Linked DNA regions of Mus musculus: all the other regions are linked to region 1. The links are chromatin loops, found by intact Hi-C in ENCODE. Cell type or tissue: left cerebral cortex. All regions are shown on one strand. Region 1 overlaps Gfra2 (glial cell line derived neurotrophic factor family receptor alpha 2). Region 2 has its middle 2.9 kb from the start of Gm41205. Region 3 overlaps Gm34819 (a long non-coding RNA gene). Region 4 has its middle 75 kb from the start of Gm34757. Region 5 has its middle 17 kb from the start of Gm34442. Region 6 has its middle 110 kb from the start of Gm41205. Region 7 has its middle 90 kb from the start of Gm34819.

Region 1 (4,000 bases):
CTCCTTATTGGCCAGCATGGTATTGCGATCCCGGCCTGCCAGGCACTGCCGAAGGGTGCGGTACCTGGAGCTGCAGTTGGATTCAGCCGCACACAGCTCATTGGCCCGGACACAGTCCACTTGGGGGCGCCAGCCGTGGAGCTCAGAGCCCTGCGGAGAGGAAGGGCTGGCCAAAGAGCGGAGGGTTTCGTCTGGGTAGTGGGGAGGGAAGACAAGCGTGAATGAGGGTCATCATAGTCTCTGACCCCAATGTAGGCCTAAGGTTTGAAGGAACTTCTTACCCTCTCCATACCAAAGTACACCAAGACCAAGGTCAACGTAGACCCAACCTAGTCAGCCATGCTCCCCTACAACCATGGTTCACATTCATTTTCTCCTGAGCGCAATCCTAGGTGGTGGAACACAGCATGCTAAATCCAGGAAGGCCTTCACTGAAACTGCCAGTAGGCTAAGATGCCAATAGTCCAGACAGAATGACATGGCCTCAACATGGAGTGGCAAGGGTTATGCAAAGGGATCTTGTCTCGACTCCCAGTGGACAAACCTCCGCTCCATCCAAGGCTCCAAAAGTCAGTTAACCCTCAGAGCCTGTCTGAAACTTAGGAAGAACTCAATCAACATCAAATTCCAGGGAAGCTCGGGTCCAACTCAAGGTCACACACAGAGAAGCAGCAAGCCCCCTCCAGCCCCTCAGTCTCGTCATTTCTGTTATCATTAGGCCTTTAGAAGACAACCAGAGACAAGCCTAACTCAATCCAGGAGGCCCAGCAGAGAGAAGCAAAGACCCCTTTCGGGCCTTGCCTTTCTGTATCTGCCAACTTCACACCAGACAGAGGCCTGGCAAAGTGTCTGCACGGGCCAAGTTCTTCCCCAGCTCCCTGCAAGAGAGACCTCATTAACCAGAGCACAGGGGCAAACCCACTCCCCGTGCTGCTTCCCCATCATGACCTCTCCCATCTCTATCTCCCATCATCTCCTGTTTCCTGTCTCCCAAGGGTTCTGTTCTCAACCGACCTCACCACCTTTTCCTTTTAAATGTGCTCTCTCTCTCTCTCTCTCTCTCTCTCTCTCTCTCTTTCCTTTCCTTCATACACTATTCTGAAATCCTGTCTTTTTTATATATCCTTCCTAAAGCAAATTAATAAATCAACTCTAGAAAGAAAAGACTTCTCCTCCTTTGGGCCCTGCCTTCCAGCCTGAGTATGGCTTCAGCCCACTCCCTCTTATCTGCCTCCCACAGTGTCCCCAGAAGGGAGGGGCCTGAGGACTGGACATGAAGGGCAGAGAGAAGCTGGCCGGACCCTTTCAAAGCCAAGCTTCCAAAATGGTTTCCTCCAGACACAGGCGGCATCTTCCTGTCTCCCTGTCCTTCCTAAAGCCCTAACTCCAGACCCTGCCCCCTCAAAAAGCCACATCTCTCTGCCAGAGCAAAGACTGCCTTCTGCAGGACCCAAAGAATAATTTGAGAGGCTTTCTCCACTCCCTCCCACCCAAAAGAGAATAAAACTCTAGGTCAGTCATCCCTTCCTCAGAATACTGCAGAATCCCCCTACTCCATCCTCATTCAGAGCTGCCACGCTCAGGCCTTCTCCCTAGGAGGCCCTGCTCATGGGGGAGCTACTGCAGGGAGACAGCGACACCTACAGGTAGAGCTGCACACAGCAAGCCTGTCACTCCCCAGAGCTGGGAGGGGCGGGGGGGGGGGGTGAGGGGGATCATTCCCAGTTGGAAACAGCAAAGGAGATGAAAGGGAGTTGGCCTCCCGATGGAGGAGGCTCCAATTACAGCAAAGGAAAATTTCTTCTCTTGCTGACCAAAACCCTGGCCCAGAACAGAAAGAGCGGAAGGATGTAACCACACTGAAACAAGACAAGTCGTAGAAACCCCCATACAAAGTGGAAGTTGCTGAAAGCAAGGTCTGCCCAGGCACTAGCCTGAGATGTGTCCTCCACTACAGCTGAGGTAGCAGCTTTCTTTCAAGGCTTCAGCAGATTCCTGCATCCCTTTACAGGACTCTAGTGCCTCTGGGCCACCCAGGAACAGCTGAACTACCACGCCCCCAACTCGCACCTGTCAGCTGCTCTCAGGCAGCCAGCCAGCTCTGCATTCTCTCTGACTTTGTCCCGGGGTTCCATAGGACTTCACCTTCCACCTGATTGAGCTAAAGGTTTAACTGCCCAAGCGGAACACAGAATGGGACATGCTGGCACTCTGGCTGGGTCTTCTATGGGCTCAGAACTTACACGAGTTTAAAGTCAGTCTTGGCCTGCCCTGCAGCTGAAGCCAAAATCTCCCTTGATATCCTTAACACAAGCCTTTACTGGCTCCCACACCAGTCTCAAAGGGCTTCCTCATCCTGTCAACTGATGTTCATGAAGGGCAAGAATAGTTTCTGCAGAGGACCAGGACATCCTTTTGATCATTGTCCCTATCTCTGGGACTCGGCTTCAGAACTCCCAGAATCAACCAAGCCCAAGCAGAGAAGGGAAACACAGTAACCGGGAGAGGCTAGCCAAGAATCAGAAGAAAAGGCTACCTTCGTGGCCTGGAGGAAGAAAACCTGGAATTATCAAGAATAGACAGTGTGGACCAGTTCCAGGGAGTGCCAGGGAGGGGAAGGCAGAGGTCCACATTGCCCTCCTGTGTCTACAGTCCCCTCAACAGCCAGAATGTGCTAGAATACCACGGGGGGCCTGGTGCTCTGCCCACTCTGTTTCCTCTCTCCATGGCATCCTATGCCAACCTTGGAAATCTGGATGGTTGGGTTTAAAAGCCCTTTCTCTATAAGGTAAGTCCTCTGACATTAGGTCTCACTCAGAACCTTTGAGAAAGGCATCTGAAGGGGGCGGGACATGGCCCCAGCCAAACTGCTGATTTGAGACTGAAATCCCAAACTGCTAAGGAACCGCCACACTAAACAGACTTTCCAAGTGGTTCCCAACTATATAGTCATCTAGCCAGGAAAAGGCTTTTGGATTTAAGTTTCCTTCACACCATTCATCCCAGCCTGTCAGAGCTTTTCAGACTCCCCTGGCCTGCCATTCCCTTGAACCCTTTGCCCTGATTTGGAGAGGGACTTTTTGAGGGATAGGGGACTGAAGGGGCATAACTCAAGGAGGCATCAGGCAACCCCCTCCTCCTCCACTTTCCATTTCAGCCCTTGGGGAGCAGGCAGTGGCGGACATCTCTGCTCTCGGCTCATAATCTCTACACACATACGTGCAAATACGTGTACACACCCATTATGGGCAGGACGCCCATTGCCACATCTGAGGAGAACTGACTCCTCAGCTAGGATCACCCAATGTGCAACATGGGGTCTGATACTGGAGGGTATTGTGCTCATATACCACTGCCCCTCAGAGGGGGGCCCCTATACTTGGAAGCATGCATCCTTTATGAGGGAGGGGTGTAACTCAACAGCAGGCAATCTGGCCACTTTTTACCTGAAATGCAATGCTTTCTTCTTCGCTCTGATCATTCTAAGACCCTAGAAAGCTACGTTTTCAGACCATTAATGAAGATAAGGTCAAATTTTGTGACAGTTCATTCAGAATGAGAGTTCACTTCCCCCAAGGCTGCTGGAAAGGGATGAAAGTGAGCCCAGAGCATCTTCTACCCTCCTACCCTGTCCCTCCCACCCACAGGGTTACTGACATGTGGAGAAAGCAAGTATGGTGAAGGCCACACCCCAGGGCAGGGCTATGTCCCCTGGGAATGCATAGCTGGGAGGTAGAAAGTCTGTGAGCAAGCAAAGATACAGCCAATATCTATTCACCCTGACTACAAATCCCCTACAATCTGGAGGGCACTTCTTAGACCATGCATATCTTCCATAAGCAAAGGCTACCTCCCTGTCTGGGCTATCCAGAGCCCTTTTCTGCTGAAGGTAAAGGTGATTTCTTGATCCCTGCTTGGTAGCCAGTTCATTCTGGTCTACCAACAAGCAGAACAGCACCTGGACTAAAAGCAGATGTCACACACACACACACACACACAC
Region 2 (4,000 bases), 1.3 Mb before region 1:
GGCTCATTGTAGCTACCATTGGTTATGGATCTGGTAGATGAATGGTGAGCCCTGAAGCAATAGATATGGCAAGCCCCAGGCAAGCAGTCTAATGGCAACCTTGTGATAAGAGACTGATTAGAGTTCTGGGAAGAGAAACTGGGGGCCATGGATATAGAGAACGATTTCGCCGAGTTCTGATAAAGGAGAGAAATGAAGGGCAAGTTAGGGGTAAGTGGGGTCAGGGGAGCGCCCCCCACCCCAATGTGAGGTTCCATTATTTCCCATGTAGGTTTTAGTTTTAGTGGGAGGAAAGCTGTGTGTTTTCACTCTGCTTTTTTATAACCCAGGATAATAGATCAGTGAGGAGTGTTGCCTAAAAGCCATAGCTTTGAGTAGGTGAGAAGGAAGGATGGGGTCTGGATGACAACAAAGAATTGTCAGGGTGGGAAGCCCTGGAGGCTCCTCCATAGTGACAGAGGGAAGGAAGAGTGGGTGTGTCTGAGGGTGTACATTTATGTGGTCAACATTTTGTTAACCGTGGACACGCTCGCTTTGCTGCCTTCTCATTGGATTGAGCTTGGTGGTTAATTGGGAAATGTTTGAAACAGTGTCTGTCAATAGCCATGCAATTCTCCACTAACCAGTTCATTTTACTGTTTCCCAGAATCCGGATGCAGACCAGTGAAGAATGAATATAGATTCCACCCTTAATGTTCAAGCTCATAGACCCAGATCTAGCACCCAAGGTTGCCCTATTGCTTGGTTGTTAGCTGGAAAGAACTGGAAGTGTCTGGGTAACTGCTACATTGTCAATCCTGTACCGTCTGTCCTATTTATTTATTGGATGGCAAGAACCCTTACTGTTTTCTTAATGATAAATGACTTTGAGCTATTGGCCTATTGTTTTTGGCTAAATGCATAGACAACCTCATTAGCATCACAGAGAACAAAATCTAGTTACACATAGATAAATAGATAATACAGTCAACATTTACTGTGTGAAGGGTCTCATTCTAAGGGCTTTGCATGTGTTATTTTCATTAGTATACTCAAGAGCTTTGTGTATAAGATCTTACATATGCTTTACATGTGGCAACTCAACGCAGTGAACAACAAATTGCTGAATAAAATGTGCTACTAGACTTCATTACTCAACTGTCATGCATACTCTTCTACTGTATCTGTTCTTGCTACTTTTGATTTAAGGTTCTATTGGGTCCTGAAGGAGAACCTGGGGAGACACCAGATCTTGTTTCAGCTCAGCCAAATGCTGACTGATTGAACTTGGGAAATGGCTTGGGATGTGTTTTGCATCTGCATTCCATGAACTTTGAGGATTTCTACCATTCTATTGAGTTCTAGCTTTTTTTTTTCCAGATTTTTATTATGTCTGTGCCTATTATCTTACCAGAACCATATTTCTTCCATACCCAGGCTTCCTGGGTGAAAGGTGATTATGTCTGGGCATGGTGGTGACTGAGATTGGCATGCACGGGAGGGACTATCACCTATAGCTCTCTGTGGCTTTCCAGTGGTTTACAAGCAGGATTAAGGAACTAGCTCCCCCACTTCCACTTCAAGAAGAGCAGTGAACAGAGTTGCTAGGCACAAGCTTCAGGCTCATCGAGTTCCCAGAGCACCAGCCTGACGAGCTAGTTTTAGTGCCTGGTATTTATTATCTTTGTGGAACCTTGGCCCAGAGCCTGGAACTGGGCATGTAGGGTGAATAATTGTACATGGGGCTCTCATGCATCTAACTTTAAAAAAAATCTCAATTACATCAGAAAGAGGGTTCAGGGTAACAGATGGGGTCCTGGGGACGATAGTGTAAATAACAAACAAAGGCATTTTCTGAGATGTATCACTGGTCCCAGAGAGCACAAGGGCTGATTGTCCAGCTGGAGTGCCCAGAGACGAACATCCAGGAGGTGGCAGCACTCACAAACATACCAACCTGAAAACACATTAGCCTGGTGAGATCTGGATTGGTGGGGGGAGTTTGGAGGGTATGAGCAGGCATAGGATTTTCATCTCACAAGGGATGGCTAGAGAAGTGTTTCATGAAACTAGATGCAGAGTTGCAAAACAAATGAGTGCACTGGGGCTGGGAGTGGGGTGGTGCTGAGTAGAATAGCTAGTTTGATTTGGTGAAGTCTCTTTGTAAGAGACATAGCCACTTGTAATATAACTCAACAATGGAAGGCATCTTTTGTTGAAAGGAGAATGAGATATCTCTAATTGAATCACTATGAAACTGAGGTCCTGGGGGAGGGGAAAATCAGAACTACTTGCTGCTTGATAGTAGATCTTCTGTTGGATGCCCCATCTCCTGCTTCTCTGATGCAATATCCATACCTGCTCCATCAGGCTCAGCTTCCATAGTTACCAAACAAGACTATGGCTTGCTGCCTTTTTGGGTGATACTGAGATTTCATCACCTGATGGGCAACTCAGGATTATTCCTCCCCTTGCCTATTTCCAACTCTTACTGTGTATAATGATGATGGAAGGAAGAGAGGGAGGGAGAGAGGAAGGAAGGAAGGAAGGAAGGAAGGAAGGAAGGAAGGAAGGAAGGAAGGAAGGAAGGAAGGAAAGAAGGAAGGAAGGAAGGCCCAATAAAGAAGGAGAGGGCTGCCATGCAGGTGCACGTGAGGTTGTGGAGTTTTTGGCAAATACAAGCAGACACAAGGTGTGACATAAACCAGGGCCAGTTAGAGTGCAATTGAATGGGCTGCAGATTCTTTGACTTCTGAGTGAGTTACTTCTTGAGGCTGCAAGACTCTGGACTTAGACTCTTGGATCCTTATTTACTAAAAAATTTCTTTTCTTATTGCATTATTATTTTAAATTCTCTCTGTGTGTATTTGTATGTGTTTGTATTTGTTTATGTGTGTGTCTGTGTGTGTGTGTGTGTGTGTGTGTGTGTGTGTGTGAGAGAGAGAGAGAGAGAGAGAGAGAGAGAGAGAGAGTCCATATGTGTCAGTAGAGTTGAGAGTTGAGAGGATAGTCTCCGGTGTTGGTGGTCACATTCCACATTCTTTGAGGCAGAGCCTCTTGTTTTCCTGCCTCTGCACATCAGGATAGCTGGTCCAGAATCTTCAGGGATTTTTTGCCTTGGTATTTTGGGCAGGTCTACTATTTCCTCTAGCCTTTACATGGTGTGGTGGTGTGAATAAGGACATTTCCATTGGTTTGGATGTTTGACTAATTTGGCCTTGTATGGATGCGTGTGGATTTGCTGGAGAAAGTATATCACCAGGAACTTGCTTTGAGGTTTCAAAGCCACATGCTGTGTTCCCAGTTTCCTTTCTGCTTCCTGTTTGTGACTCAAGATGTAAGCTTTTAACTTCCTGTTCCGGGTACCATGCCTCTGCTCTGCCATCATGGACTCTTATCTCCCAGGAACCAATGGCCAAATAAGCTCTTTTTTTCTATAAGTTTCCTCGATTGCTGTTTTATCACTGTAATGAATACACATGGGTTCTAGGAAATTGAATTTAAGACATGTTTATATGACAAACAGTGTATCCACTCTACCAAGTCTCCAGTCTTCCCCCCTATTTCTCTTAACAGTTCACTTCAGTTCACACCAATGAACAGCTTTTTATCTGCCTCCTGTGTGCTATGTCAAGGATATTTCTCTAGACTCCTAATCACTGGATGGGAAAGAGTCTAGTATTTATGCATCAAATATTTAATTTCCATCTCATTCTCCAATGAGATTCTAGCTTTTATTGAGCTATATTTTCAATGGGACTAGCCAGCAAGAGAGTACAGTTCTCACTTCTCCAGGAAGCCATGTTTTGTCACATGACTTGATTCTGGCCAAATAGATCGGAGGCTAGAGTGAGGCTTCTGGAAGGCTATTTCCATTGTGATGCTTGTGACATGAGGCTCAGGCCATTACTGCCCCTCTGGCTGTAAGAATAGTGAGCACAAAGCACAAAGCAGCCTTGGTCTCAAAGGACCACACAACCTTATGAAACCACACTACCTGTCACTAGGGCTCTTTTCCTGG
Region 3 (4,000 bases), 780 kb before region 1:
AAAAAGCATGGCCACACAGTGACATCCATCACCTTTGCCATGTCAGGTTAGAAGTAAGTCAGGGTCTCCTGAGCTCAAAGAGAGGAGCATGTATATCAAGGTGTGATTCCTTCCTTGTCTGGCTAAGGCGTGTCCCTGAAAAAGGGGATCTCCTTGCTCTTCACTTTCCTCTTCCTTATATAATAGCAATTTAGAGCAGTTAAATAAATTATCACCTGCAAAGCACTTAGAATAATGCCTGATTCGTAGTATACATTATTCATCTTTACTAAATGATTTTTTTTAATTAATGGCTAAATTAATTTACAATTACATATCATGCATCAGTAGTTAGGAAGGTGGCTGACTGTCACAGGTTGACAGCCTAATGCCAAAGGCTGGGAGCCAGCACCCTAGTCTCCCTGTGCTGAGACCTTCCATATGTTTACTCCCTCACAAGAAAGCAGAAGAGATGAAGGTTACATAGCTGGAAGTACCTAGACTTCTGGAGAGAGGAAATGACAGAATTCCCTTGCTTTCTGCAGGTCTCACAGAGCAGGCCTTTCCTCTTTCACTCTGCCTCACTTCTCTGGCTCTCAGGAGCCAGTCTCTTCTTTGCCCCCCTTTGCTTTCCCTCTGAGATGGGGTACAAGCAATCCAATGATTCCCCTCTTTCAGTGAAATGTGTAACAGCTCATCTCCCATCCATCTCCCTCTTTCAAAGGTAATTTATGCATAGCTTCCCTTATATTTGCAAAACATAAGAAACCCTTTAAACACAGAGACTGCTTTCTGTTTCTGAGGTGGGTTCTCTGGTTGCCATACTCACAGGCTAATATTTGAGCATGTTTGATTCAGTGTAGCTGACACAGAAACCACTTAGTCGTTTCTCCTACATCATCCTAAGTTAATGCTCCTGACAGCCTGCAGGAGGCTTTTCAGCAATTTTTCTATTTCAGCTTTTTTCCCCTCTGTCTCCTGCCACCCTCCCCCCACCTCCCCCCTCCTTTCCTATAAAATTTGCTTTCTGCACAAAAGCTGATCAAACCTTTGCAATTTGTATCCATCGCATCTTAAGACCAAACTGAAAGGCAAGTGGAGCCTCTGACTGGCAATGGGGCAGCCCAACCTCTCAGGGATGGATTCTATTTGTGCCTGATGTGGAGGGATTTAACTGTTCCGGAAAGATAAGAGATGCTCTGTTTGCTGAGGTCCCTTCATCAGAGCACCTATGCCTGGGGTGCTGCCAGACTGCCTGTGCAGCTTCCTGCCAGGTCTAGGGTGGCCTCTGTGTCCTGCAGTATGCTTCACAAAGCCAGTGATTTCTACAGCCTCAGGCTCCAGTCTCAGATTTGATCCCTGAACCCAAGGGAAAGATGACAGCCTATGCTAGAGAAGTACATAGATTCTTCTCTTCTTCTCCTCCTCCACTACCTCCTCCTCCTCCCCCTCTTCTTCTTCTTCCCTGTCTTCCTCTTCTTTCCCTTCCTTCTCCTCCTCCCCATCTGTCCTTTTGGTTTTTTTTTTCATTAGTTTGTCTCTGTATCTCTGTCTGTTTCCATATCTCTGACACTTTTATTGTACCTCTATCTTTCTGATTTTGCCTTTTTCAGTCTCTTTCTTTTACTGAAACACCCCCCCCCCACACACACACACAGAAGCAAGCACATAAAGACTCAAGCATGCACAGGCTTGCATTGTCATACTCTCACACTCTCACACACATTCATGCACATGCACACACACACACAAACACACACACACACAAGCAAGCAAGCACATAAAGACTCAAGCATGCACAGGCTTGCATTGTCATACTCTCACACACATTCATGCACATGCATACACACATACTCACTCACACTCTCTCTCTCTCTCTCTCTCTCTCTCTCACACACACACACACACACACACACACACACACATAATCACATGAACATTCAAGCACACCCAGGCTTCACACACACACACACTCACACTCACACATACACACACACAGAAACACTCAAGCACACACAGACTTGCATATTCATACTCTCACACACATTCACACACATGCACATGTATACACATACACACACACTCACACACACATACATCTTAGACTCTTGTTCTGGTGGGACTGATGTAACTTCTGTCTTCTTCCATCCCTTCCTCCTTTTCCTTTGCATTCACCTCCTCCTACCCTTTCTCAATTCCCTGGACAGCAAACTGCCACCAGGATACATTTTCAATTGGACTGTGTCAGGGAGATTTGCAAACTGAATGTCAGGAAGTCATTCACCCCTAAAACAGTGAGAAAAATCAACTCAGCTTGACCCTCTTCCCCCACCACCCCCCAACATACACTCTCTAGTATAGCCCTGCCCCCTCCCCCACAACCAACTCTGAGTACAGAGGATTCCCAGACCCCTCAGCACAGATGCTGCCTGGTCAAAGCCTACTACTTTCCATCTAGAGCGGGGTGGCCAGCAGGGGGCAAGCTGGCCTCACAGCTGACAGGCCAGGAGGCAGTGACAGACAGCACAGGGGCAGGGAGTAACAGTGGCCACCCTTTAGTGGAGAATAGGATGCTTAAGGATCAAACTTCTCCACAGCTGCTATTCTATTTCCTGGGCATTTCTAAGGCTCATGGCCAGCCAGGAAGAAGCCTGAGATGCTGCAGGGCAGTGAAGAAAGAAGCAGTCACTCCATCTGCCACATCTGGAGCATAAACATCATAGGCAACACTGCCACTTCATGGTTTGAAGACGAGCAAACTAAGTCTCAGGCTCACTAAGCTGGTTACATGGCAGAGAGCCTTTGCTCTAGAATGGTCTGCTGCACATAGACCCTTTGCAGACTCATGCCCTGCTCCTGCTTGTGGGTGACTTTCCATAGCATTGTTCTCTCTCCTGATTTCTCTTCAGCTGGCTGTCTTCGTCTCTAGTCTGGGGTATGAATTCAAGGGGGACTGGGGCGAACCACATTTTCACAGGGAACAAGGTGGTCTGTAAAAGGCTCAAGCCCTAAGTATTTAATGAAGGTTGGGAAACACTGTAATGAAGAGACTGAAGAGTGGTCTTGGCCATAGCTCAGCCATTACTCAATGGTGCACCCACAGGCCAGTTGTCTGGCATTTCTGTGTCTTTACTGCCTTGACTAGAAGTAAAGAGGTAATATATAGATGGCAATGTGCTAATTAGGCATATTAGTTACTTTTCTTGCTTTTGCGACAAGCTAACTAAATCAATTGAAGTGTTTATTTTCGCTCACAGTTTCAGGGTACAGTCTGTCTTAGTGGCTTCTGGTCACTTTGTGCACTCGGCCAGGAAGCAGAGCAAGAAGAATGCTGGTTCTTGGATCATTTTCTCCTCTATACAAAGGCTGAGGCCTGGGCTCAAAACGGTACCAACTACATTTAGGTAGGTCTTCTCCCACGACTTTACTCAATCAAGAGACTCTCACAGAGACATGCTCAAAGGTTTTCTTTCAAGGTGATTCTCAATCCAGTCAGTTAATAATGACAATCACCTGGGAAACCATGAATCGTTGTGTGTAGGTGGGGGTGACCTAAGGATTCTGTGTAGATTGTATATAGGGGCACATGCATATGCACAGTAAGTGAGATCCTAAGAGGGATGTATTAGCAGAGGAAGTCCAAGAACAGTTACACAGAATGGCCTGTTAGTCACATCCACCTGTCGTGATCTGAGATATAATTCCTTCTGTTCCCTGATACTGGAACTTAAAGGGCCATGGAAAGTATATAAGGACCTTGGACTCAAATCTAGGAATATTTAGGGCAAGATGCAGACAGGTCTGTAGTCTTAGACACTCACTAGCTCTTCTGAACCTCCTTGCTTCTTATCTGCTGGCAACATCTTGATTCGGGTTTGTGGTGTTGAATACTCAAAGGAGATTCTGGAAAGATGAACTTACCTCCTCTCGGTTCTCTTTGTCTCACTGGAAGAGAATGTGTCATTGTCACATCAACAGAATGCCATCCTAACTACTCACCAGTCTTGGCTAAGCCAAGGCT
Region 4 (4,000 bases), 200 kb before region 1:
AGGTTTTAGAAACCTGAGCCAGGCCCGGTGGCTCTCTCTTACTGCATCAGATGTGGAACTCTCATCTACTTCTCCACCACCTTGCCAGAGCATGCAACCATGCTTCCTGCCCTGATAGTGTCTTTTCACAGAAATAAAATGCTGATTAAGACAATACCCAAGCTCAGGTATTTCATTGTGGTTATGGAAAAGAGTAAATATTGTGGATAAGAACATAAAGACAGAGTGAAGTGGCCAAATAAATGAGGGATGCAGTCCCACCCTTCATGAAAAGTGTCTCCACTGTCACAGCAGCCATTTTACTGGCATGTATAATGTAACACGGGCAAGAGTTTTAACATACCAGACATACATTAAATGTATGTGGGAGAATGGCGAGCCACTCAGAGTAGCTGCTCACATAGGATTCTGGAGTGGTCAGATGCACACTTGCTAGCACCTCGAGGTGTCATGACAAAGTTTAGACAAAGAGGCATGGGCACCAGTGAATATGACTAAGAGTGACTATAAGTGTAAGGTGGTACATATGCAAATTACTAAGATCATTTTCCATTTGCCACTGTAGTTTAGTGTTTGTTTTCCATATTACATTGGGGGTGGGAGGGGGAGAGAGAGAGGGAGAGAGAGAGAAAGAGAGAGTGTGCCCCATAGCACAAGTGTGCAACTGAAGAAATTGAGCTTCCCCTCCACCATGTGAATACAGAGACTTGAACTCAAATCATCAGATATTACTGGCTCAACCACCCACTACAATTCCATGATGACCCTGAGACCTTGACCTTTCAGCCCCATTTCAAAAGGAACACTTGATGCTCAGAGAGGCAGAGTGAGTTTACCTGTGCCACTTCCAGTCCAGCTCCCTTCTAGGAGAGGGAACTGATACAGAATTCTCTGCCTCCAGTGCCCAGTCAGCCAACACCGTGCAGCTGCTTCCTGGTCCCTCTTTTATAGAAAACACTAAACAAGGAAGTAAAATCAATGAGAAATAATAAGTGTTTTTTAAAAATGACTCCATAAAAAGACAAACTTAAAAACCATAAAACAAAAAGTACAGCTCTCAAAAACAATTGGGCAAAGTCAGCACAGGGGGCCAGAAGAGATTAATTTGAATTTTAAAAGCTCAAACATTAATATCTCAGCCAAAAGGCAAGGCAGAGGCCAAGTTGGGGAGCAAGGAGAGAGCAATGTATTTTATAAATGAGGGGAGGCCTTAGGGCCTGGGTGCTAAGCAGAAAGCCTTTCTAGGGGAGGTGGCCTTGTACTTGACCTTTGAAGGGCTCTATGGAGAGAAAGTTTCAGTGGAAGAGGAGTAATGAAAAGAAGAAACAAAAAGACCGGAAGTGGAATGACAGGGATGAAAGATGATGCTAAATCTGGCTGGGAGATGGCCGGGATTGGGGGGGCAGGTGGACATCCGGGATTGCAGGGGCGTGGGGGGAAGGATCCAGATGTGGTCAATTAAATATAGCAAGTTGCTCTCCTGATGGGCAATGAACAACAAGGAGGCTTAAGGGTGCACTGGGGACCAGTGAAGGCAAACTTCAGGCTCATTCAAGGAGTTTCAGATGCAGTTGAGAGCAAGTAGGGAGAATCAAAAGCCCTCTCCAGGAAGCTCAGAGCTTAATCATGGCTGTCTCCTATGCAGAAGGCCAGAAGGGCAGTGCCACTGTCTCAAGGTCAGAGACCATGTGAGGGGCTTAAGAAGGGCCAGCGCCTTAGGGAGCCAGTCCTCTGCTGCCTTGGACAGACTTGGCCCAGTTCTGCTTCCCCAGAGTGAGGAGGTGTCAGAGACTGTAAGGGAGCTGTTGCAGAGTAGTGATTCTTCTTGGCAGGAAATGTGAGAGCTGCTGCCCGTGCTGACTGGGCTCTCCTCCACCAGGGCACGGTCAGCAGATGGCGGTTATCAGAGTGAAGGAACAGAGGACAGTGCTCAGGGTGTTAGAGGAGGTTGAGAGGGACTAAAGTGTCCCCAGAAACCAGAAATCATTAGGAAAAGGTCCTGAGAATAATTTGCACACATGTGTGCCCACACGCGTGCACACACACTTGCTTTCTAACACACATGTCTCACTTCTCCTCCCAGCATACATATCTGCTTCCAAAACTCGAATGTCTCACCTCCCTTCTCTATCGGGCTCACACTCTTACTTGTTAACACACTCACTCATTTCACCTTTCCCCTCATGACACTCACACCCGCAGCTCCTCATGTACTCAGCTCCTCACACTCCCTTCTCCTCCCCATCCAGTTACTCATGGACATGCACACCTGCATGCACCTTTGCTTATAACCCATGCATTACTATACCGCCAATACACATCCACTTGAGAGACCTACACACACACACACTCACACTCTCTCACACACACAGATACAGAGAGCATGAGAGACAGACAAACAGACAGACAGACACACAGACAGAGTCAAGGAGAGAGAAAGACAATTTAGAGACAGAGATGGAAAGGCAGAGAGACAGAAACAGGGAGAGAAAGAATAAACTAAGTTTCAGCTCAAATTATTTTGTCAGCCTCAGCAAAATTAGTGGAAAGAGCCACTGAGGCCAGATGGATTGGAGTTAAAGGACTGCCTGCCATTGTGAGACTGTGACCTTTGTCTCTCATTTGGAGTGGGGATGTCATAGCATCCCTTCCACTCAGGAAGAGCAGTGACAAAGAACAGCAGGGTTTTCCCTTCGTATCTTTTCTTGGCAAAACACAAAGCTGGTCCCTATATTGATTTCCAACGATTATTTTTCTCCCCTTTGTGAACTCCAAAGCCAGGAAACTACGACCCTGCGCTAAACTGTGGTTTCAGAAAAAGGCAAGCGCCCCTTGCCTCTAGACCATTGTCCTGGAAGCAAGGTTTGCTTTTGTTGCCCTCACCTGGGTTGCAACTGATGTTCATTGCTTGCTGATCCCTCCTTTAGGAGGCAGTGCAGGCCTTTCCCCTAGGGTTCTGCACTCTGGAAGGGATGGTCTTCCAGGGTGCCTGTCAGAGACGGCCATGGACGAGGGACCATCCTTCACACAGCAGAACACTTCAACTCTTGAAATGATGGAGCGTGAGAGTACCCTGACCTCCTAAAGATCCTTAGTACAGCTCCAGGCAGCATAGTGCTCTATCATTGCCTTGGGCATTGCCTTGAGCATTGTTCTATCATTGCCTTGAGCATTGCCTTGAGCATTGCCTTGACCATTTCTCTATCATTGCCTTGAGCATTGCCTTGGGCATTGCCTTGAGCATTGCCTTGAGCATTGCCTTGACCATTTCTCTATCATTGCCTTGAGCATTGCCTTGGGCATTGCCTTGAGCATTGCCTTGAGCATTGCCTTGACCATTTCTCTATCATTGCCTTGAGCATTGCCTTGAGCATTGTTCTATCATTGCCTTAAGCATTGCCTTGAGCATTGTTCTATCATTGCCTTGAGCATTGCCTTGGGCATTGCCTTGAGCATTGCCTTGAGCATTTCTCTATCATTGCCTTGAGCATTGCCTTGGGTATTGCCTTGAAACTTTTGCATTACTGGGACTATTGATGCTGGTTAGCTGGAGCTAAGAAATTAGCGGTGATGAGACCAGCATCATTGAGGTGACATCTTCTGGGAAGTGCTTACTGAGAGCACAAAGAGACTGTTCCAGAGATAGCCAAAGTTGTACCTCGTGCTGCAGCAGGACTTGGTAATGTGTAAGAGTCACCCAGGTGGTACTGGTTTTGACAGCATGAAAAGGTCATGCAGAGCAGCTGAGGCTCGGCACTGTGATAGGCCATGGAAGGCCATTGGTGAAGGTGCAACCTCAGTTGCAATTGATGGCCCAGGACAGAAGGGGTCATGCAAAGGAGTTGAAGCTTGGCACCATGAAGAGAGCCTATGAGAGGCTGTTGGTGAAACCTAGTTACAGCGGAAGACAGCAGTGTTTTGGAGATGCCAGTACCATGAGATGACCACCAAGAACAGCAGCAGCAGTGGAGTACAGGCAGCTGGAGCCTAGAAGACCACG
Region 5 (4,000 bases), 87 kb after region 1:
GCAGGAAGATGGGGAGAAATCACAGGTACAGCCAACAGGAACAGACAGATCCACAGAGACAGCCGCACTGGGAGAGGGGAGTCAAAGACCGGCTCCTTCTTGAGGCCTGGGAGTTTTTAAAGTCTCTGAACTTTAATTTAAGATTGGCCTGTTTGAAGAAAGGATAGCTGATTGGCCCACATCTGTTGTAAACATGTCCTAACAGCTTTGAACTGGTCGACCTGTCCATCACCAGGCTCCTTACTGTAAAAGCCCAGGAGGTCTCTGCTTTATTTAGACTTCCACAAGTCCAGAGGACTGGAAGAAGCCAGCCATCGTGATTGTTCACTCACTCTATTACCTAGCCGTGGCCCCTCTCTCTGCGTGTCTGCCTACCAGGAAGTCTGTCTAACTCCTAGTCCCTTGCTGCCAGCCAATGGTCACCATTCAGCTATATCATCACACTGAAACCTTAGGTTGGCTTTCTCGTGTTAGACTTTAAGATGCTATGCACACAGCACAACAAAACATTGCAGGACCATTCGTTTGTAAGGTCTAGGATCTAATTCACCTTTTGCCTCTTTGCTTTGTCCCCCTCCTCTTTCCCCTGGGAAGTCCATTAAGCACATGCAACCAGTGACCCAGAGACAGATGACAGCTGTGAATGCCGCCCAAAACAAAATTATAAACTTACTTAAAATATGATGGTATTTGCTGGCATTGTTTGTTTGTTTGTTTGTTTTTGAGACAGTGTTTCTCTGTGTAGCCCTGGCTGTCCTGGAACTCACTCTGTAGACCAGGCTGGCCTCGAACTCAGAAATCCATCTGCCTCTGACTCTGCCTCCCAAGTGCTGGGATCAAAGGCGTGCGCCACTACCACCCACCATCCGGTGGCAATTTTTTTTTAATAGCTACATTGCCCTGTTCTTAGGAAAAACACAGATAACAACACCCTGATACCATGTCAAAAAGTTGGACATGTCTGGTCCAATTTGTTATAGGAGCCATCAAATGAGAGAAGGACTTAGGCCAACATTATAATAAAGAAAAGCCAAAGTGGGTAGAGAGAAAACCCTTTCATTTCCAACCCAAACGGAAATTTCAAGAACTTATGCTACTAGCCTCAGTGTAAACCCTTTGAGAGCCCAGGAGGAAAGTCACAGCGGCCCCTCCTTATGCACTCTTTCTGCCTTAACCTGCTTCCTTCCCTTAAGCACCATCATTCCGGATAAATAAAAAATGAGTGCCTATTCAATCGAATTGCTTTTCTGTTTTGTTTAATTACTAGTGTTGTGACAGTACTGTTTCCTGCCATTTCCAATGCAGCGTTTCTGCTTTGCTGCAAAGTAAGCAAAGTTTTATGAGCTGGCCCTGGAAAGCCAACCATCACTTAAAAAGGTGACTCTCATGGGGACATACGTGCCAAGTCCCAAAGACTCAACTTCAACAAATCGCGATGGGGAGGTACAGTCAATTCCACACGGAGCGCTCTGCTGGCGAAAGGGCTGTTTGAAGGCATATTCTGCTTTTCACACCACTAGTGCTAGCATCACAGACTGTGTGGGTGAGAAACATCCTTGGAAATCACTTAGTCCACCCACCCCTCATCTTGCAGGGGGGGGGGGGGTGTTTACATGTGAGAAAACAGAGAAATGAAGGAACATGCCCCTCACACTCACAGCTAGAAAGCAAGTGACCTGGTTCCCCAGACACCTGGCTCAGTCTGCAGCCTATTCAGATGAACAAGCAAGAAAACAGAAAACAAGAGACTGGAGGGATGGCTCCTGGCTTTGCGGCTCTTCCAGAAAACCCAAGTTCACTTCCTACCACCCACCTTCAGTGGCTCAAGATTGCTTATAACTCTACCTCCAGAGGATCCAATGCCCTCTACTGCCCCCTGTTGTCACAAACGTGCATAGCACACACTCACAAACATATATATTAAAGTAATACAAATAAATATTTTCAAGAAAGAAAAAAGGCTGGACAGTAGTGGCACACACGTTTCATTCCAGAACTCAGGAGGCAGAAGCAGGCAGATCTCTGAGTTCAAGGCCAGCCTGGTCTACAAAGAAAGTTCTAGGACAGTCAAGGCTACCCAGAGAAACCTTGTATTGGAAGGAGGCGTGGGGAAGCTGGAGAAATAGCTCAGTGATGAGAGCACGTTTGTTCTTCCACAGTTTAGTTCCCAACACCCATGTTGTGTGATTCACAATCATGTATAGCTCCAGCCCCAGGGAATCTGATACCCCTCTTCTAGCCTCCACTGGCATATACACAAGAGACACATACTACATGAATAAAAAAGTAAATAAATCTTTTTAAGAAGAGAAGAAGAGAGAGAACAAAAGCAGCCAACATTTATTAGATCATTAACACTCACTGAGTGACAGGCATGGCTCTGGCCCTTGCAGCTGCGTGAAAACAATTCTCTCCAGTTACGGATGAGGCTCCAGGAGTCAGGCTGTCCTCAGCCACACTCCACCCAACAGTTGCCTGCTTTGCCCCCATCTCACCACACACCCAGATGACTGCTACCCACTTGTCTGATGCGTCTTCCTTCCATAGCATGGAACTTCCTATAGTCTCCAGGGCATAGGGATTCTCTATTGAGAAGAGTCAAGAGGGCCTCTGATTCTCAGATCACCCGATAGTCAAAGTGTTCAGAAAGTCTTCACTACAAAGAACAAAGCAGCACTCGGGAGGCAGAGGCAGGTGGATTTCTGAGTTCGAGGCCAGCCTGGTCTACAAAGTGAGTTCCAGGACAGCCAGGGCTATACAGAGAAACCCTGTCTCGAAAACAAACAAAAAAAAAACAAAAACAAAAAACAAAACAAAACTGAACTTGCTTTATAAATGTTTCCCTGGGCTGGTGGAAAACTGAAATAAAAAATCCCCAAAGGTTTTGGGGGAAAAAAATCATCTGCAAGTCCACTTCCAAGATCACAGGGTAGGGTCAGGGGTGATCACATGACCAATTTTCTTTTTAAATCTCATACTCTTAAAAACTAAAAGACATAGCAGAGACTAAGACGGGAGCTGGAGAGATGGCTCAGCAGTTAAGAGCACTGACTGCTCTTTCCAGAGGTCCTGAGTTCAAATCCCAGCAACCAGATGGTGGCTCACAACCATCTGTAATGAGATCTGGTGCCCTCTTCTGGTGCATGTGAAGACAGCTACAGTGTACTTAGATATAATATATTTTTTTTTAATGATATCTACAGAGGAGCCCAATGAGATGCTACAGAAGTGGTCCAGCCACTGAGAGCACCAGCCAGACACTAAGCCTGTGTTCAATTCCTAGTACCCTAGTACCCATATAGTGACTCAGTAACTCCAGTTCCAAAGGAGCTCTCTTCTGGCCTCCTCCAGCATTGCATGTGCACAAATATATATGCAGCAAAACACCCATATGCATATAATAAATAAATAAATAAATAAATAAATAATGTTTTTAAAAACTTGGCTGGTGAGATGGCTCAGAGGTTAAAAGCACTGTCTGCTCTTCCAGAGGTCCTGAGTTCAATTCTCACCAACCACATCTGTAAGTATCCTGGCACATGGTTGTACATGCAGCAGAGCACTCATACATTAAATACACATACATATATACATACATACATACATCATACCCTCAAGTTTAATTTTAAAAAAAACAAAACCTTAGAGTCTCTATAGAGAAAAGTCAACGAGGGGAAGTGGTATGGCTTTAAACTTCTGTAGTCAATCGCAGATCAGGAGAGTAAATAACAAGTAACAGTCACGGGACACCTCTTCTGATTGGACTTTGCACGTATCCTTCTAATGTCACCTATGCATTAAACCATAAGCCAGGGGGTAGTCGCTAGGCTCAGGGCGTGGCTGAAAGACTGTGAGAACCAGAGGTTTGAGGGAACCCGACAAAATGGTGTCTTCGTGACCTTAAAGGATTGGTATACTTATGAATTCATCGCAGCTGTGCTTGCTTGAACAAGATCAAGCCAGTCACCATCCAGCACAGAGAGGGGAGGAGCTCACAGGC
Region 6 (4,000 bases), 1.4 Mb before region 1:
TGCAGAGAGAGAATGAGTTTGGAGGATGCTAATGAGAATGGGATTTGTGCTAGATTAGGTGACAGATAATAGTAGTTTGCACCTGGGCATGAGGGTTGGGGAGAAGCAGAGGGAGGGGAGATGGCAAAAGCTGCAGGAATGGAGACTTGACCAGGATTTGGGAGGAGAGAAAAAAAATACCAAGAAAGACTTTTGCTTTAGTTTATTCAGCCGTTGCATTGGGTCCTGGAGGAGGCAGTTCCGCCCCCCTCCCTCCAGTTAAGACCAGAGATTTAAGTTTTCCTGTGAAATCTTGGGGTGGTTGCCCCAAGCCAGGCCTATATATCAGTTCTTTAGCCTCTCCTTGCAGGACAGGACCAGGGATCTTTAGACACCAGCGTTTCCTGTCCCATTGTTCCTTGCCTTTTGACAGGCTGCCTCTCCTGTAGCTCTGCCATGCTCACCCTGCGCACCTTTCTCTGCCAGCTCCCGGTTTACTTAGACTTAATGACACTCGGATCCCAGCAGGTTCCTTCCCAGAATCACAATGGGCGACATTACACACTCCTCGTGTCTGGTGATAACTTTTTATGAGGTTTTTATTCTCTAACAATATATTAAAGCCATATTTTTGCCAGGTTTTTACTTCGGTTTATTTCTTGCCCTTGACTCGCTGTTCTCTGCCCCACCCCCATCCCGCGACTCCAGTCCCTCCCACGACTCCCTCTACCTGAGCAGGTTTGCTGCGAAGATGTTTAATTCTCTTTTAATCCCAATTCCCCGAGATACATGAAAGCATCTTTACGAGCCCATAAATCCACTAAGATAAAGTGCATTTTTATTAGTTGTGTTGACATCAAAGGGGAAAAAAATAGAATCTAATGTGGAATAGTCAATAATGAATTTGCTTAATAGCCCCCCTCATCACCTTAACAGTCTCAGGAGGCAGTGGCCTCCGGGGTAGGGCACAGAGGCTGGCAGCGTTGCATCAGAGACAGGCAGGTTACCACCCTGGTAGACGATGTTTCCTCCAAGGAGAAAATATTTCTTTGTAATGGAGCTTGGAAGCTTGAAGGTAGAATATGGAAAACAGAGCCTGGGGCAGAGGGGTGAAGGGAAGAGGTTGGTGGACTGGGAGTTTAGCCATTGGTTGTTCCGAGGCTGCTAGGGTACCTGTCACCCTAGCTGTCAGCCTTGGTGAGAAAGCACAGACGACTGAGAGCTGCTCCGGTGACTGGAAAATGGAGAAAGGAGCTGGGAGGTATGATTTGCCATCTCAGGAAGCAGGTGACTCTGCAGGGGGCAGCGTCTCTGGGAAGAGAATGGAATTCCATGGTTCAAGCTAGGGTCAAGCTCAGCTTTGGTGCATCTGCACTGTCTACCCACCCCAGGCTTGCCTTTCTCCCCCTCAGGCCACCTGCTCCACTTCCTCATCCCTGGTTTGCGAGACTCCCTTTGCTCTTCCTTCTTCCTTCCTTCAGCCGAGGTTTTCTACATCCCTTTGTAGCTACAGATTTAGGGTTTGCAAGATTCCCTGGCTCCCATCCCTCCCTTCTTCCTTGTTTTTCTTCCCTCCATGCTTTCCGTTCTTGTTCTTGAGCTCTTCAGAAACTCTTTCACCCAGGGTGTTACTGAGAGTGAAGTCAGTGCACTCAAGTCCGTGACTGAGAACAGGGAATCTCTCTGCCGCGGTCACTTGATTTTGTTTGTTTGGTTTGGGTTTTCAAGACAGGGGTTCTCTGGGTAGTCCTGGCTGTCCTGAAAACCCCATTTAAAGATCAGGCCTTGAACTCAGAGATCCTCCTGCCTCTGCCTCCAGAGTGCTGGGATTAAGGCATGCGCCACCACGCCTGGTACAAGTGGGCATTTATGCGGCTTCGAGACAAGGGTGTAGAGATGGCTCCCTTTGAGACAAGGGTGTAGGCTCCGAGCGCTTAGTGCTCTTGCAGAGGACCTGGGTTTGAGACTCAGGCCACATATGATGGCTCACAACTGTTAGTAACTTTTCAAAGAATCTGATGCCCTATTATAACTTCTGAGGGAGGCAGGCACACGTGTGGTGCACATCATACAGGCAAAATGCTCATATGCATAGAAAACATACCAAAAAGGGGGGGGGGGAGGGTTGAAACTATTATGGATGGCCACTAGATGGCAATAGTCTAACATACAAAATAGTAAATCTCTGAAAGGCAGGTCCAGGATAAGGTGTTGAGCAAGAGGCCTGTAATGAAAATGTAGGTGTGGTCTGATGTAGGTGTTTGTTTTGGCTCATGGGGTAAGTCGTAGTGGCTGCAAGGCCACCTCTCATAGAAGAGCAGATGTCGACATTGCCACCCTCCAGGGTCCTTAGCTCCTCTTCACACCCCTGGCCAGCTGAGGTAAGAGCCTCAGACTGGATATGAACACACCTGGTTACTAATGTGCCCAGGTGTGACCTCCTGTTTCCTCAGTAGGCTCTGAGGATGGGCATGTAGTTTCTCCTCATGTCAGGGATTATCTATGGTCACTAAGGGAAGGGCACAGTGCTGAGACTGGCATAAGCTATTCGGAGGAGTTTGCTTGACTGCTGGGAAAAGCCTGTATCAAGAAGGTCTTGCCAGTGACTCATGCACAGAATGAAGTTTACACAGTCTTTATTCTTCAAAACCTTGAGTGTGTGTGTGGGGGGTGGGCGTGGGGGGGGAGTGGGGAGAGGGACAGGGATGGAAAGAGGCACAAGGAGAGATTAAGAGAATGCTGTAGTGGAAGGCTGCAGCATACTGTTGGTGGGACCAGACTTCAGAAAAAGAAGGAGCTCACTGGGCTAATGGGCCGTGAGCTTGTTCCTGCAGGGTTTAAATTAAAAACTCATAGCTTACCTGGCAAAGAGAAGGGGGAGCATGAGCTGGCACAATGAGGACATTTTACCCGCAAAGAGGGAGCGATCTGGGGTCCCGGTCAGGGATGGTTGCTTGGAAGTCAGCATGAGTTAGTGACGGTGAGTGGGAAGCTATGGCAGGTTGCTGAACAGGAATGTGATCCTTCTGTTGTTTAAGGGAACTCTCAACTCTGGCTCAGGACTGGTAGGTAATTGGCAGCGGGGATGGTGGTATTTTTTTTTTTTTTTTATCCATAGTGCATGGCCTTGGTGTTCAGTGAATGCGGAACAGATACTAGCAGGAGCCTCAAGGACACCGAGGCCAGCAGAGGACCCCTCCAGGGAGGTCAGCTTCATTGGTGAGTGTGTGGAGCAGTCTGCTCCTCTTGAAGGCTGGCTGGGAGCCACCCACACTGAGCACTGCTTATCTAAAGGCTGCTTTGTTCAGTAGCTCAGCAGAGCATAGGAGATGTGATCACTTGCTGGGAATTACACAGGCAGACTTTGCCCTCTGCCACTTCCCATTCTGCTGATACACTTATTTGACAGTGCCTAAGGAACTCCTGAACCATCCTTTATCTCAACACAGGGTTATAGCTAGACACCATTGCTGCTCCAGCCAAATCTCATGCCTGTTGCTCAGGCCCAGTTACATGGGTCCCCGCTGTGCATGCATACACGGCAGAATGCACAAAGGGTCTGAGTTGCATGTAAAGAAGACAGTGAGGTTAGGTGCCAGGTAGGGCAAGGACACACAGAATTTAGAGATACAAACGCAATCTCCGAACAGAGTCACACCTTAATGGACACAAAGAGTGGGCCTAGTAGAAGCCTGATCCTGGGTTTCTCTGGAATCAGCTCAAGCAGATAGAAGGGAATACTTGGGTAGCTGGCAAAAGAATAGGCCAGCTGTCAGTGGATAAGCATTTACTGAACCCCAATTAGGCAGAGCATGAGTAAGACAAGCTTCATGACCTTATGGGTATGAAGACAGGAAACCAGCAGTTATAGTCACAGTGGTACTTACAGTAAAGCATGGACAATTGCGTTTTTGTTGAGCTGGTGGGATTTTGTGGTCACATTAATTTGAATTCACATTACTGATATTGATCAAAGCATGATCAAACAGCTGGCCCCAAACAACAGTCTTCCGCATGCCAA
Region 7 (4,000 bases), 640 kb before region 1:
AAGTCCTGCCCAGGCTGCCTGGCTGTCCTGCTTTTCCACTGGACCACAGCCCTCGTCTCTATACCAACCACTCTGTCAGGAAGTGACGCTTTCAGACAGCGATGATTAACCACCCGAATGATAGTAAGTGGCGCAGATAGTAAGTGCGGTAGGCTTTTAAAAATAGCCCTGAAAGCCCTTGCTGCATGCAGAAAGGGCAGACTGACACTCTGAGTGTCTCAAGGAGGAGGATGCAAACCCCACCGACGCTGAACTGAGTGACCTCTCCCCACACTGCCAGCTCGGGGCTGTAAGGACTACAGGCTACAGTGAAGAACCCTGGGCCACAGAGGGGCCTCTGCCTAAAAACATCTGACAGGAGGCTGTTGGCACTGAGTTCTGCCCAGATGTGGTGGCACCAGGGGAGGGGGGTTGTTTCAAATGGAATATTTGGAACGACAAGACGAAGGCTTGTGAAGAAAATTCCACTGATATGAACAGAGCGCTATTGTAAGCGGGGACAAACCCAGGATGAAAAGGGGAAGCATTATTGGACAAATCAAACCAAGGCACAAATGCAAGAAAATCTTAGTGTGCATTTCCACCTCTACCCTGATGAAGGGTTAAAATGGCTATTGTGGGCTATGCATAACTAAGCTTTCTACGGAAAGGCTGGGCATGCACTGGAATCCAAGGACTCAAAGCCAGGACCCTAGACCTGAGAGTATGGCTAAGTGAGATCAATCAAGGGGAGTGAAAACCAAGTAGGTGATCTAGGGCAGTTCTCAGACTAGAAGATTCAGGGAGAGTGCAGATGGAGAAAGTTGAGCTGGGAAACACAGTTAAGGCACAGGAGGCACGGGGCACCCTGTGCAATGATTACCAATCTTCTACTTTAATTTTTTTAAAGTTTGCTTTGAGACAATAGCAGTGAATCCATTGAACATCAATAAATAGAACACATTGGAATTCTGGCAGTATGATTACCTAGTGCTGCTACCAACACTGCTGCAGGTAGAGATTCCCAGAACAGCTGTTTTCCTACGAACACAACCCCAATGTTTGGAGACTGTCAGCAGCAGCTGACCACACTTGGAGATAGCTGTGTGTTTATATGCATTCCTTTCTCTGACTCTTAGCCTGCCCATCTCTCATTATCCTAAGCACACAAACCCTTGCAGATACAAATACCCTTCTTGTCTTGGCCTGTAGTGTCTAAAGGACCTTCTGCAGAGCTGAATTCACCGTGGCAGGGGCATGTGCCCACCTCTTTGGGAACAGAAACCTGAAACCCTGTATTTCTCCTCATTCCAGTTTCTCCCATCTCCTAGCAATTTCACAGGTGAGAAATTTTCTCTGAGCCTATGTAAACAGACACCTGATTAAACCAGAGAACTTAGGAGATGAACACCAATACAAAGATTTTCATATTTTTTATTGTAAATAGCCCAAATATTTGGTCCCATTTCCAGTTTAAATGGGCAAACCATAATATTGATGGCTTGCAACAGATGCAAGATGAATTGAGCTTCTCTACCAGCTAGCTGAACCACTTTTAATGGGGAATATATCGAAGCTATAAATTCCTGCAGACAGGATTGCTATGCAATAGCGTAATATATCTTCTATTCAATCTTTTATACATTATGTTTTGTCCTGCATCCCCGTGGATATATTTATGGATCTGGAGCTTTTCAGTGAAGACACGCCAAGCACCTCCTCTTCTCCTTCTCTGCATTTCCACGGCCCCTGGAGATAGAACTCCTTTATTGTTGTTCTTTACCAGAGAGTTGGAGTTTGCTCTTTGTCCTCAGTGCTGAGCATCCTCTGTGAGAATGATGCTTTGCGACTCCAAACTTCTCTGGGATGTTTTTGTCCACTAGGAGGCAGAGATGTCAGGAGAAATGAATAGACACTTACAACCAGGAATAAATGATTCCCTTGTGCTCTCTCCTGGCATAGTGGCTGGTGAACTCTGACCTCTAGCCATACTTTTCATATCACAAGCTGTGTAACCCGCTAAACCACGATTCCTCTGCGGCTGATGGTGTGCGGCTTTCCCCACTGGCCAGAATGAGACTGTTGGGGTTAATTTTGCATTTCCCTCAGCAAAGTGTTGATGGGAGCCAGTTTGTTTTAACTCCCTGCTTCAGAGATATTTCAATTCATCCTAGTGAGAGGATCTGATACAGTCATGCTAGCCAACTATGTGGAAGAGACTCTTTGTACCGTGATGAGTAGAAAAGCCAGAACACGGGGTGAATAGGACCTAAGAATCCTTCTCCTAATAATACTTTCACCTGCCAGACCCCACTTCCTCAAGGCTCCATAACCTTCAAAATACAATCGCCAACTAAGACCGAGTACTCCATGCACCAGCCTATGGGGAACATACCAGACAGACTCAAACCATACTGAAGAACTAAGAAACCTACATCAGTCCCCACCCCCATGAGCTATATGGAAACAAAATATAATACGTAGCAACAAGTGGAGACAGCAGCTACCTCATGGGAGCGTCTTTGAAATAACTGACCCTCATCTGCCTCTCAGCTGCTTGGCGTGTGCTTTATTGAAAAACCCCAGTTCCTTCATCTATAAAAACAAAGCTAATAGTATTTCTAGTAGTGTTCTGGTAAATATTTAATGGCTCTATTGTGTTTATTACCTTTGTTCTTAATGCATTTTATCTAATGGCAAATTTATATAATTTTATTTTTAGTAACAGCCCGCTTTAAAATAACCTACTCACCGGATTTCTGAAACTGTAGCAGTCAGCTTTTGCAAGCTGGTAGGAGGCAGTTCTCACACAACCCCAAGTCCTGCAGAGCGTGCTTATGAAGGCCAAACCTCTAAAGGCTTAGCACATGCTACTAATACCCAGTGCAGAGGCTGTAAGCACTAATAATATTGGAACATATAAGGATAAGGACAACATATTTTAACTTGTAGATAAAGACTTAAAAACAGTAAAGCAAAGCCTTATTTGCAACCTAAATCATATTCAGTATGACTTTTAATACACATGAAAAGGGGTAATATACCCAACCACCCTAAAACAGAATGAGGAAAGGAGAGAGGCAGGGAAAGGGGGTATTGATGCTGACAAGTATTTTGGACCATCTTCAGTACAGGAGGCTGAGGAAGGAGAATCAGTGATCGCCCCACCTCCAGGGATTTGTATTATGTCTTCAGAAATGGTTTGAATCTAGAATATCTCCCTAGTCATCTGTCACTACTTCAAAAGGTAGGCCTAAGGGTTACACTCCAAAACTAAATAGAAGTACTTTCGTGCAGCCCTTACCATAACTAGTCCACTGTTGCCATCCTTCCATTTACATTGCCAGAGACAGACTATGAACACATCTGCACAAACAGCTGCGCTTTTTAGCTAGGTCATTAAAGAATGGATGGCAAGGAAGATTAATGGAGCTGTCTCTCTGGGTAAAGTATGGTACTGTTAACAACAACCTTGTTGGCTGTTGGAAAGGTGAGGTAACTCCTGGAAAGTGGTTAGCACAGTGTATATTTCTTATCGCTAGTATAGTTCTTGCTGGGCCTGGGAAACCCCAAACTAGTGATGCAGGTGGCTGAGAACTGTTTAATAATGATGATTGGCCAACAAGCATTTATCTTCATTGGATGGTGAGCCTAAGAGATTCCATTCACTGCTTTCTGGATCCCCATACCATCGCATGACCCAGTGACCCAAAGAGCCATGGCGCCTACATTCATAAAGGGCATTCAGAGGCTGATTGGCTCATCTGTCCCATGCTCTGCCAATTCAATTCAAGCTCTGCAAGCCCACCAAAAAAAAAATCAGAGATTACCATAATCCTCCCTCCCCTGTTCCCTGCTTCCCATTCTTTCTCATTCTCTTCTTCATTTTTCCTCTCCAGAGACCCAGAGAAGGAACACAGAGTCTGGAGTCAGAGGCTCTGCATCTACTAACAGTCCACACACTTAATAACCAGGGCCCTTACCATGCTCAGTTGCAAATTAGGAACTAATCATACACAGG

What was found. A loop is a pair of places that touch in the nucleus more often than their neighbours do. Peaks named below come from ENCODE experiments on the same cell type or tissue, not always from the same donor. Only the 100,000 strongest peaks of a DNase experiment are listed, where the experiment ranks them.
Region 2: it touches region 1 in a loop (4-fold over the local background); 9 of 42 quality-filtered maps call a loop at or near these places.
Region 3: it touches region 1 in a loop (17-fold over the local background); 21 of 42 quality-filtered maps call a loop at or near these places.
Region 4: a loop joins it to region 1, with 1.9 times the contacts of the local background. A loop is called at or near these places in 3 of 42 quality-filtered maps.
Region 5: it touches region 1 in a loop (2.0-fold over the local background); 3 of 42 quality-filtered maps call a loop at or near these places.
Region 6: a loop joins it to region 1, with 19 times the contacts of the local background. A loop is called at or near these places in 15 of 42 quality-filtered maps.
Region 7: it touches region 1 in a loop (10-fold over the local background); 9 of 42 quality-filtered maps call a loop at or near these places.

The regions. Positions count from the first base shown.
Region 1 is chr14:70,891,963-70,895,962 of GRCm38, reverse strand. Gfra2 (glial cell line derived neurotrophic factor family receptor alpha 2) reads right to left here. Exons shown (of 9, transcript NM_008115.3): 2 at 1-191. Among named protein-coding and RNA genes, the nearest start is that of Gfra2, 3.9 kb to the right of the region's middle. In left cerebral cortex, CTCF peaks have their summits at 104 (motif pointing right) and 1,632 (motif pointing left); DNase peaks (open chromatin) are centred at 2,036, 2,865, 3,188, 3,701 and 1 more place; H3K4me3 peaks cover 2,870 bases; H3K27ac peaks cover 1,226 bases.
Region 2 is chr14:72,185,428-72,189,427 of GRCm38, reverse strand. No RefSeq gene overlaps it. Among named protein-coding and RNA genes, the nearest start is that of Gm41205, 2.9 kb to the right of the region's middle. In left cerebral cortex, a CTCF peak has its summit at 1,896 (motif pointing right); a DNase peak (open chromatin) is centred at 1,913.
Region 3 is chr14:71,669,072-71,673,071 of GRCm38, reverse strand. All of the region lies in intron 1 of Gm34819 (a long non-coding RNA gene), which reads right to left. Among named protein-coding and RNA genes, the nearest start is that of Gm34819, 51 kb to the right of the region's middle. In left cerebral cortex, CTCF peaks have their summits at 905 and 2,459 (motif pointing right); a DNase peak (open chromatin) is centred at 2,476.
Region 4 is chr14:71,090,596-71,094,595 of GRCm38, reverse strand. No RefSeq gene overlaps it. Among named protein-coding and RNA genes, the nearest start is that of Gm34757, 75 kb to the left of the region's middle. In left cerebral cortex, a CTCF peak has its summit at 1,862 (motif pointing right); DNase peaks (open chromatin) are centred at 1,819 and 2,153.
Region 5 is chr14:70,804,707-70,808,706 of GRCm38, reverse strand. No RefSeq gene overlaps it. Among named protein-coding and RNA genes, the nearest start is that of Gm34442, 17 kb to the right of the region's middle. In left cerebral cortex, CTCF peaks have their summits at 1,892 (motif pointing left) and 3,135 (motif pointing left); DNase peaks (open chromatin) are centred at 1,538 and 1,799.
Region 6 is chr14:72,292,112-72,296,111 of GRCm38, reverse strand. No RefSeq gene overlaps it. Among named protein-coding and RNA genes, the nearest start is that of Gm41205, 110 kb to the right of the region's middle. In left cerebral cortex, a CTCF peak has its summit at 2,153 (motif pointing right); DNase peaks (open chromatin) are centred at 2,246, 3,260 and 3,667.
Region 7 is chr14:71,528,522-71,532,521 of GRCm38, reverse strand. No RefSeq gene overlaps it. Among named protein-coding and RNA genes, the nearest start is that of Gm34819, 90 kb to the left of the region's middle. In left cerebral cortex, a CTCF peak has its summit at 1,854 (motif pointing right); DNase peaks (open chromatin) are centred at 53 and 1,853.